Regions from separate parts of the Homo sapiens genome. Here region 1 is linked to region 2. A link is an interaction called in ENCODE POLR2A ChIA-PET data of the cell type or tissue named here. Cell type or tissue: PC-9. All regions are shown on one strand. Links, peaks and the distances in the headings refer to the core of each region. The heading gives the core; the rest is flanking DNA. Region 1 overlaps LOC105374308 (a long non-coding RNA gene). Region 2 overlaps LOC101926923 (a long non-coding RNA gene).

Region 1 (5,374 bases), core at 232-5,231, 81 kb before region 2:
ACAGTGCATCTCCGTTCAGATCAGCCGCATTTCCAATGCTCGGGAGCAGCGCATGCTTACTTGCTACCGTGTCAGAGGCGGCACTGGGCTAGGCGATGGGTGGGCTTATGAATTCTTAAAACATATATTTCCACGTTTTCTACCATAAATGTGCATTTTACATTTTATTTAGAAAATTATAGTCTATAAATATAATCTTATCTAGGTTTTGTTTATTTTCTATTTTATTTTAGTAGAAATTTCCTCTTTAAAATCCGGGCTTTGTCTGCATCTGTGGTGGTCTAAGAATAAAAGGGGCTACTTCCTTTTTGAGAGAGTGAGCCCAGAAAGCATCGACTGGGCAAGGACTACACTCGGCTCAACTTTGGAACCTCAGGAAGAGGTCCTCGTGGTGGCAGACAGAGGGGACTGCACCAGGGTGGACACCTGGGTGGGAACCTGGGCGGGCCGAGGCCTCCTCTCTGCCTGGTGCGGCTTCCTGCATAGGTCTGACCACCACTCAGACCAAAGCCACCCCGCCCCAGAACTGGGGTCTGACCAGACATCTCTCACTGGCCCCCACTTACAAATATGCAACTCTTTCTTAGCAGCTGCATGTCTTCAAGGAATGATGGGACACTATGTTTAAGCTCCAGAAATCGAAGCAGGACTCAAAGAAGCAGGCCAGTTCTGCTCTGCCCCCAAAGGTGAGTGCTTACTCTTTACTGCTGCATTTTGGAACAGTAAAAAAATAATCGTTTACAGCAGAGCATCAGAGAATGCACAGTCCAAGGCTTATAGGAAATACTTGCAGGTTGGTTAGCTGGTTGGCTAGTTGGTTGGTTGGGAAACATCTGCTGTGGGAAGGTAGAAGAGAATTGGCCCTGTGGCTAGAGACAGCTTGGAAATGGAAAGAACCCTGAACTGGGCTCAGGACCAGGTCCCCTGACCTCTCTATGTGACCTTGAGCAATGCACTTCCCTACCTGGGACGTCATGTTCCTCCACAGACAGGGGATTAAATAGGTATCACGAGATAACTTCTGAGACCCATTGCGGTGAAAGCATTTTGTGATTTTTGCCTCTGGAGGAAGTATTGAAAAGTCAGACAGTCCAAAGATGAATTTTAAAATGACTTCCAAGTCTGATTCCTGGGACAGTTGGGGCCAGAAGAGGAGAACAACCTGCATTTACCATTAGGACCAACATGAAGTGGAAAAGAACTGCCCCAGAGCCAGGGACCTGAGTAGGCAGGACTCGATGAGAACCGCCTGGGCAGACAGCATCAGCAGACACAATACTGCTGATTTTTTTTTCCCAATGGAAAAGTCCTTTTTGTCTGAGGCAATGTTTTCCACAGCTCTAGGGGACTGTGGTCATTTCCTAACAAGATTTTTCCTATTTTGTGCAGCTGGGGTCTGGCATTGGAAACACTGAGTGTTTTCAGGCTGAAACTCACTTAGGTCCTCCAGGGCCAAAGGCTGCTGGGTAAATTCAGGGTTTGGTGCAATCTGTGCTATAGTCTCTGCCCCTCAAACCATGGGGCACTGCCCTTTTCTTTAATACTTTGGAATTATAGCATTAGATACATAAAATTACAAAATATCAGAGCTGTAAAGACTTTGAGAGGCCACCTAGTCTATTCTTCTTCTAGAGAAGGGGAAACTGAAGCCCAGAAAAGGAGAGGAACTGACTCCAAGCCACACGTTCAATTAGAGAGAAGCCCACCCTCCTGACTCTTGATCCAGGTCCTCTGGACTCTCAGCCAACACCTGTCCACTGCACTTCCTCCTTTGGGGATGTGGGGAGTGAGGTGACCAGGAGAAGGTCACTTAGAAGGTCACTTAGAAGGTCAGTTAGAAGAGAAACTAACTGGCTATGAATGATTTCATATGTTTCAACCTTACGCCTCTACCTCCTGGTTACCTGATGATACCTCTCTCTCTATTTCCTGATTACTCCTCCTGGTTACCTGATGATACCTCTCTCTCTGTTTCCTGATTACTCCATCCTTGTTCTTTGGCTTTCAGTGTTTATTAGAGATAATAGATGGACTACATGCACACACAGGTTCATTCCATTGACGTTCACCAAGAGCCTTCCACTGCTGAGGATGCAAGATGAGTAAGTTACAGGTCCACTGTAGCCTGGGAGAGTCACTTTCCCTGTCCGAAGCAGTGAGCATAGCAGAGTCCAACTAAAGCACTGCTCAGGTGGCACAGAGAAGGGGTTTGCTCTGTCTAGCGCAGATCGGGGATTGCAGAAGAAGATTGATTGGCAAACAGAGATCTAACTATACATAATCGATGCCGATATTTTGCTTATTTGGTAAAGGAGTTGAAATCAATTTCTAGCATATGGGTAGGTGTTTGTATTTAATTTATCATGACCATCAGGCAAGGGCCATGAGAAACAGGGTCTCCCCTGGATTCAGCCTCATATGGTTCTGCCTCAGGTGGCAATTTCACAGCGCCTTTCTCTACTTCATCTTTTCTGGTATTAGCTTACACTGCTGACTAAATGCACCTGGCCTGTTCATAGCCTAAAAGCCTCTGCCAAAGTCTTTCTCATCCCACTGAAGACACAGCCTTCGGGAAGGGACAGCAGGCTAAGCCAAGCTGAGCCTGTGCCTGTGCCTTTGTCACATTCTGGAGCCACAATGGGACTAGGGACTCCCTTTCCACCGGGAGGCTGGGAGAGAGTACGATGGGAGTCAATCTTCCAGGTCTCTTTGAAAAGAAAGTCAGTTTGAAAATGTCGAACACCTGGCTCAGTTAGACCTTTCTCCAGGTTGTCATTTACTTAGAAAAGGAGCACTATTCAAGCCTTAAATGTCAGCTTCTTGCCTCTAAAACTGTGGGATCGGGTAAACCCCTGGGCACTTCAGCCTGTACTCCTATACCAAGGGCTGGGCTCCCTGGCTGTTAGTGGAGGGCAGCAGACACCCTGCCCAGGAATCCTATACCAAGGGCTGGGCTCCCTGGCTGTTAGTGGAGGGCAGCAGACACCCCGCCCAGGAGTCAGCCCCAGGGAAATGTCCACTAGGTACCAAAGATTCTGGGATTTCGGTTTGTCTGTGAGTTTCATGCATCTCATTCCTGAGGGCAGTTCCTAAATCTTTACCCTTGTATGTTTGAAAGATGACAACTCTTTAAAAACACGACTAGACCTGAGCTTTAAGTCCCAAGCTTGGGTCCCTTTACCTGGCAGCTCTTCCTATATCCAGCCAGCCGCCTTCTATGAGCTAATCCCTGTCTTGGCTCCTGCCTGTGCACTGCCTTCCCCATCCCTGTGAGGCACCATATGCTTAATGATACCCTCTAAAGAGGACGAATCTCCCTTAGCTGTCCTCTAACATTTGGAATGTACTGTCCCCTCTACAGTGTTAAAAACCAAAACAAAACAAAATAAATTAAGCTCTAATGCAGCTGGAGAGCTAATGGACCTCTCTTTCCCAGGAAAAGGAAAACAAAGATTCCAACCATTTGCAGCTCCTGAAAAATTCCGCCGACAGATGATCAGCCTCATTCCAGGCTAACTAACTGCTAACGAGCTTGAATTCGCCTATTCAGGGAATGTCCTTTGTTCACTTCTCTGCTACCTGAATTGTCTTCCCACTCTGCCTTCAGACACACTGAGCCAGAAGTTCAGCTCGGGTGCAAGAGATGGCAAAATGTGAGCCTCGAATCATCAGAGATCACCACAGTGCTGTCTTGAAATTCAAGGCAATATGAGTGTGTTACTGGGCTCAGTATCAGCCGGTATTACGAGAAACACTGGGGCATTTCCAGTGCAGATTATTTTAAATGGGAGAGTTCTTTTTTACTGTCACTTCTCCATTCTGGTCATAGAATGATTATTGACCATTATTGGGCCCTAACCATATTCACAAAACGTGGCTCTCACCCAGTATTTCCACATTATTGCTCTAGATTGCTTTAAATGGAATATACACACAGTAATGAGTCAGTTTTAGTGGAAGAGGCTTATCCTCAAGCCTTACATAACTGCACTGTAGTCTTGACTTTGTTCCTGTCCAGCTACTGGGCTGAAGACAGACAAAACAAGTCAGCCAACTCAGTTTAACACCTCCCTCGACCGTGCCTCCCCTTGCCCCGACACACGCCAGATTAACACTCTTCTCAGGCATCATTCAGAACAACGGCTCTCAATTCTGGCTGCAAACAGAATCATCAGGGAGCTTTTTAAAAACAAAAGAAAAAAAATCAATACCCAGGCCCTACTCCAAATCAATTAAAATAGATTTTGGGGGGATGGGCCTCAGGCATGGGAATTTTTATAAAGCTGCCGTGTTTATACCGACGTGCGCCATAAATGGGAATCTCTGTTTTAAACTTGACCAAAATTAATGATTAGAGGTTTTGCTTGCACACCAAGCAGGCAAATTTAATATTTAATATTTATATAAAACTTAAGATCATCACTCTTGGAATCAAATAAAACCAACAGAAAGGTACAACTATATAGTGCAACCAAGTTGCACAGGAAGAGAACAAAAATAGAGATACTTGCTCTTTTTTTTTTTTTTGAGATGGAGTCTTGCTCTGTCACCAGGCTGGAGTGCAGTGATACGATCTTGGCTCACTGCAACCTCCACCTGCCAGGTTCAAGGGATTCTCCTGCCTCAGCCTCTCTAGTAGCTGGGACTACAGGTACGCACCACCACACCTGGCTAATTTTTGTATTTTTAGTAGAGACAGGGTTTCACCATGTTGGCCAGGATGGTCTCGATCTCCTGACCTCGTGATCTGCCAGCCTCAGCCTCCCAAAGTGCTGGGATTACAGGCATGAGCCACTGCGCCCAGCCAAGATACTTGTTCTAATGCCACCTAACTTGGCCAGATCTTTGGAGGCCCTAAAGCAATAACATAGACAAACAACTTTGGACAAATAAGTTTCCACCGAGTATGCACAGATTAAGACTTTAACTCAGGGATGAGGGAGGTCACAATAATGAGCAGGATCCCAAGGTGTCTGGCTTTGGCAGCCAGTTCTCCCCAGACTGCGTCTTGCTTCATATGTGCCCTTTAGATAAGAGGGCCTAACAGGCTAATGGGAGCCTAATGGTAAGTGGGGCTAGACTCAGACTAGAAATTTGGCAGGACGATGCCCCGGGATCTAGGCTGTTCCATTACTATTCCCAAAAGGGGAACAATGCTGAATAGAGATCTGAAGTAGAATCAGCCTGTCCCTGGGACAGGGTAAGGGGAGAGGTGGGGAGTGAGAGGGCTCAAGACAAATGATGATACACCTTGTTCAGATCTCCTCTTCAAGGTCTCTGCAGACAGAAAAGTGCCATTCTCGGCAGCCCCCGGGACAGTTCCACGTCAGGCTCATCCCTCCCTGTACCCACCATGGCCTAAAACGCAGGTTTG
Region 2 (5,374 bases), core at 217-5,216:
AATGCATGTTTGAACATTATCTGGGCAGTGTCTGCCTGCAGAAGCTCCAGGGAAGGAGGAGGGGTTCCTGAAGATATCGATTTCATAATTAGGCCTCAGAGAAAGAGGCTCTTGGAAGCATCTTTCCTGGAGACCAGAATCACTGCTTACCCCACCACGGAGGGAGGCCCTGTCAAAATGAAGGAGGTTCCTTCCCTCTCCTGGGTGAGGGGCTGGGATTCCCTCTGTCTGTGAGTATGGGAGTGATTAAAAGGGAGGCTGGCTGAGTGCCTTACACAAATCATTTCCAGCCACACACCCGAGGGACACTGCAGGAATGCAGGGCCGAACACAAACGCATCCTTCCTGCTGGGCCTGGCTCAGAAGAGAAAGTCATGTCAGACCCGGGGAAGGGAGCTTCTGGGTGGACAGTGGGTAGAACAGCAGGAATCCCAGGCGAGCAGAGTCCAGGGCTCCTCCTCCGAGGCTCCATGAAGTAACTCATGCAGGAAGAGATGGGAAACAGCCTCTGCCCAGGTTAATGGGAGCGAGTCATGGCCACCTCCCAGGAAAGGAGACTGGGAAAACAGCAGGACCTAGGCCTTTTCTTCCACAGGGCAGAGCAGTCTGGGGAGGCTTCGCTGCTGCCCAGGCAGGAGACGGCCATGAGGACATGTATATTCCTGCGGTGAAAAAAACGGAGGCCCAATTTTGGCCACAGAGGAGATTCCTATCACGGAGAGTGCAGGGACTCTGCCTAGCATTTGAGGCACTTCAGGAAAAGCAGAATGGAGCATGGCACCCAACTCTCCACTCTGACTTTCTGAGTCTTGAGCCCCAAAATGTAGGTACTTTCAAACAAGAAAAGTACCAAGAAAGAGTCTTTTGTAGTTTGCAAGCATGATGATTCGGTTTTGAGAGGTGCCTCCCTCAAACCTTGTAGACGTCGTCATCGGCACATTACCTGCCTGATGTGAAAAAGAGAAAGAAAAAAAGGTAGCAAATATCTGGGGATTTTCTTTCACTGGTTGCTTTTAAATGCTTTAAAATTAAGAGACATTTTTATCCCCTTTATAAAACTGGAAAGATATGCCAGTTTAAAGGTAAGGAAGTGGGCTGGCATGGTGGCTCATGCCTGTAATCCCAGCACTTTGGGAGGCCGAAGCAGGTGGATCACCTGAGGTGAGGAGATCAAGACCAGCCTGGCCAACATGGCGAAACCCCGTCTCTACTAAAAATACAAAAATTAGCTGGGTGTGGGGGGTGCGCCTGTAGTCCCAGCTACTCGGGAGGCTGAGGCAGGAGAATCGCTTGAGCCAGGGAGGCCCCAGCTACTCGGGAGGCTGAGGCAGGAGAATCACTTGAACCCGGGAGGCAGAGGTTGTGGTGAGCCAAGATCACACCACTGCACTCCAGCCTGGGTGGCAGAATGAGACTCTCTCAGAAATGAAAAACAAAAAAATAAAAAAATAAAGGTAAGGAAGTGGCTGATTACCTCTTGGTTCACACGTGGGTGTATGGGCATGGGCCATGGTGGTGTGGTCATAGTCGGTAGAACATGTGTGTAGATATAGATATAAATGTAGCTGTAGACAGAGATAGAGATATATGTCACAGTCAGTGGAACTTAATATTAAACATTCGTGGAAAGAGCTGTCAGTGCTGACCACAGGCAGCTGATCTGTGACCTACACCAGCCTCTACTGCTAAAATTATTGTGACCTTAAGCAAGTCAGTTTCCTATTCTGAGCCTAAGTGTTCTCATCTATAAATGAGGTAATTGGACTAGATATTACTATTGTTTCTGCCGGGCGCGGTGGCTCACACCTGTAATGCCAGCACTTTGGCAGGCTGAGGCAGGCAGATCACAAGGTCAGGAGTTTGAGACCAGCCTGACCAGTATGGTGAAACCCCGTCTCTACTAAAAATACAAAAATTAGCCGGGCATGGTGGTGGGTGCCTATAATCCCAGCTACTGGGGAGGCTGAGGCAGAAGAGTCGTTTGAACCCGGGAGGCAGAGGTTGCATGAGCCAAGATCGCGCCACTGCACTCCAGCCTGGGCGACAGAGCGAGACTCCATCTCAAAAAAAAAAAAAAAAAAAAAATCGATGCTTCTAGTAAAACCAATTGTAGCCCATTAAGAGAGTAGTTTTTAGTGCTCCCGTTAGGTAAGTGTATTCTGCTTTGTGCGGCTCAGTAAGAAAGCCAGGAGCCATAATACTTGGGTTCCCATGTTGACTCTGCCTGTTTCCATCTGATGAGCTTGGATAAGACAGCATGTCTCTCTGAGCCTCAGTTTCAGGAAAGGATCCATCACTTCTCCAAAGCTCATGTGCTCCGATCTTGTCTCATTCCCCAGAGAAAGGCTTTGTGGTGCAAAAACCAAAATGTCTCGGTTCTCATTTTGTCACTTCCAGCTAAGGAGACAGGCATTTCTGAGCCTTCTCCCTTAGGCACCCTATCACAAATAATAAACATTAGTCCATCCTATATCCTGACTTAAGAGGCACCTCAAAATATAATCCCCTGGGGCTTAATGGAGCATAAATACACAGCAGATGAAAGCATCTTGGGGTTTTCCGCATGTAAGCTCCCATTACCTTCTTAAGCTGAGTCACGGTCCCTGACCACATTCTCCTCTTGGATGGCTCAAGGTGGCCAGACTAGTTATGGGACCATTTGGGAGAGGAGAAGACCCATTTCCTTCTGGCAGTTTTCCATGATCTTGAATTCTAGAACCAAAAAGAACACCCCACTGAGCCTCAATTCCTCGGATTGGGTAAGGCCACCCTTCCTGCTAATTGATCGGTAACAGAACATGACACATAACTTCCATAAACACAGGAGCTGGAAAGAGGGGTGTTTCCATGAGGCAGCAGGTGGAGTAGGTAAGTACGGAGGCCCTCGAAGCACTGGCTTTGGATCAGACAAACCCAGATTTGATTCTGGATGGACTACTTTCTAGCTGTGTGAGCTTGAGTGAGTTACTTAACCTCTCTGAACCTCAGTTTCCCCCTCTGTAAATATCTACTTCCCAGCATGATCATGAGGTGTAGACATACTATCTAAAGAGCAGTAGTCTCAGTGCAGGGGCTCGCATGTATCTGGGGCTCAATAAATTCTAGCTCCTCCTCCCTTCTCCTTCCTTTCACAAAATAATATTAGAAACGTGACAAGTCGATGACTGTTAGCTTGGTAGCATCATGAACCCATCATATCAGGCCTGTACCTAACTCTTCAGGTTACTATTATCCCCTAACCTCTTACCTTCTCTGATCTAGTCACAGATCAGAGAACCACCCACCCATTCTCAAATCACACCCTACACTGTGCCATTGTGTGTGCAATTCTTTGCCTAGACTGCCCTCCCCAATCTCCACATGGCCAAGTATTTCTCATTTTTCAAGGTCCAGTTCATCTATTTCTGTCTCCCCATTGCCCTCAATACTGGCAGCAAGGCCCTGTTCAAATGCCATGTTATGTGGGAAGCACTCCCTCACTTCTAACTGGAAGTAAACGCTGCCTCTTCTAAGTGAACGCAGAGGTTTTGCTGTGTGTCTCATCATTTTTCCCTTCTATAATAAAGAAGTAAGAATACCAGCCCCTATCCCTCCACCAGCTGACTAGGAAGCTCTTTGAGAAGGATCAACATTGCGTATGCATCATCCTGGAAACCCTCAGGAGAAAACTCTGAACAGAGCAGAAACCCAGCAAATACTATTGAGTGAATACATGAAGGGAGATTAATATATTTGGAGATGCTGAGAAAGAGAAACTGTACTCTTCAGACAGGGAGTAGAAGGGAAAGAGAAGTTACACTGTCTGCATACCTGCTGTGTGAGATAGATATCGCAGTTCCTAGTTACAGAGGAAGAAAATGAAGCTCGTGGAAGCTAAGTAACGATGTTATGCAACCATTAATGGGTCCAGCTACATGGGCACTTTCCCCAGAGAGCTGGGCATGTGTCATTTCATGTAATACTCACAACAACCCGTATGAAGCAGTCTGATTCTCATTTTGTAGATGAAGAAGCTGAGGCTAGAAGAAATTAAGTAGGTAACCCAAGTTTACAAAGTTCATGGAGTGAGGGCTGTCAGTTTATACCCAGCCTATCAGATGTGGATAATTGGTGGGTACTTCGTTTTCTGTAACTGATCATTTTGTCCTCTAGAATCCCAAATCCCACTGAAGAGCAGGAAACAAACAAAAACTTGTCAAGTCAAAGATCTCATGTTTTTTGCCGGGGAAGGGAGGTAAAAAGAATTTCTGTTTCTGTCTTTGTTTTTTCCGTTGTCTATTTCTTTTGAACAGTACTGTGTTCCAATAATTCAAGGCTCAAACTTCCTTCCAGGCCTGTTTGTCCTTCTCTGAGCTTTCCTCTTTCCCTCCTCCCTGCAGGAAGGCTAGTCCTTGTCCCATCCCCTGAGTTCTCGCCACCTTAGGAGGAGAAGTCCCTCGTGTGCCTGCTCCCAGGGCCCAGTTCACACCTGCAGCTAAAGTCCGTGCCAGAGGACATGTCTGTTCTCTTGGCCCTGGGCTCATCTGAGGCCTGGTGTTCACCCCTCTCCCCTTCTTCTTGCTGCTGGTTCTGTGCCGCCCCAGCTTTTCCCAGTACAGCCAACCTGGGCCTCCACCTGTGTCTTGTGGTGTGGACAATCGTCACAGCATCTGCTGTGGGTCACCTCCCCCTTGCCATAGAGGACTGCTGCCCTCAGCTGACCTCTCAGTGACCTTCTGCTTTCCCCAGTGGGCCCTCAGAGGCTTCCAGATCAGGCTGGGGAGCACAGAGGCGAGGCGTAGTCCTTCCTCAGGCCAGCTGTCTCTCCGCGAGGCCACCCAGGTCACTGTGAGGCCGTCCGCAGGGCAGTCTCCTCCCAGGATTTCTTTAGCAGGAGGGGATACAAACCACTCTTGGAAATTCCCCCTGCTGAACTCACTTCTAATCTTCTCCCTGTGGGTTCGGCCCGGCCAGTGAGCCAGGCCACAAGTGTCTGGCCACTTGCCCTCCTCCTTCCCTTCCCTCTTGCCTCCCACTCCCCACAAACCCCTTCTCCATGCCACCTTGATGTTGAAAGGGTTCCTGTCCCCTCTGCTGTTTACAGATCTGCTTCCTATACCACATTCTCCTCTTTCCCGAGATGCCATTCATCATTTTCCCTTTCCTAGAGCCATAGTGGCAAAATGGATGCAAGGAAAATATATAAGGAAGGTGTCCTGGGGGCCGGGCGTGGTGGCTCATGCCTGTAATCCCAGCACTTTGGGAGGCCGAGGCTGGTGGATCATCTGAGGTCAAGAGTTCAAGACCAGCCTGGCTAAATGGTGAAACCCCGTCTCTACTAAAAAATGCAAAAATTAGCTAGGCGTGGTGGCGGGCGCCTGTAATCCGAGCTACT

What was found. ChIA-PET counts read pairs that join two places held together with the same protein. Peaks named below come from ENCODE experiments on the same cell type or tissue, not always from the same donor. Only the 100,000 strongest peaks of a DNase experiment are listed, where the experiment ranks them.
Region 1: POLR2A ChIA-PET joins it to region 2 with 6 read pairs; 3 of 35 experiments call an interaction of 5 or more read pairs at or near these places.

What each region holds. Positions count from the first base shown.
Region 1 is chr3:197,416,292-197,421,665 of GRCh38, reverse strand. It overlaps LOC105374308 (a long non-coding RNA gene), which reads left to right. Exons shown (of 5, transcript NR_189108.1): 4 at 588-686; 5 at 3,437-5,374. Among named protein-coding and RNA genes, the nearest start is that of LINC02012, 91 kb to the left of the region's middle. RefSeq lists a silencer at 3,334-3,628 and an enhancer at 3,240-3,755. In PC-9, for the core only: no CTCF peak of the experiment used is centred there; no DNase peak of the experiment used is centred there.
Region 2 is chr3:197,335,036-197,340,409 of GRCh38, reverse strand. It overlaps LOC101926923 (a long non-coding RNA gene), which reads right to left. Exons shown (of 3, transcript XR_001740580.2): 2 at 2,581-2,712; 3 at 1,475-1,565. It also overlaps the pseudogene LOC124906373. Among named protein-coding and RNA genes, the nearest start is that of DLG1, 39 kb to the right of the region's middle. In PC-9, for the core only: no CTCF peak of the experiment used is centred there; DNase peaks (open chromatin) are centred at 509 and 2,559; H3K27ac peaks cover 1,036 bases.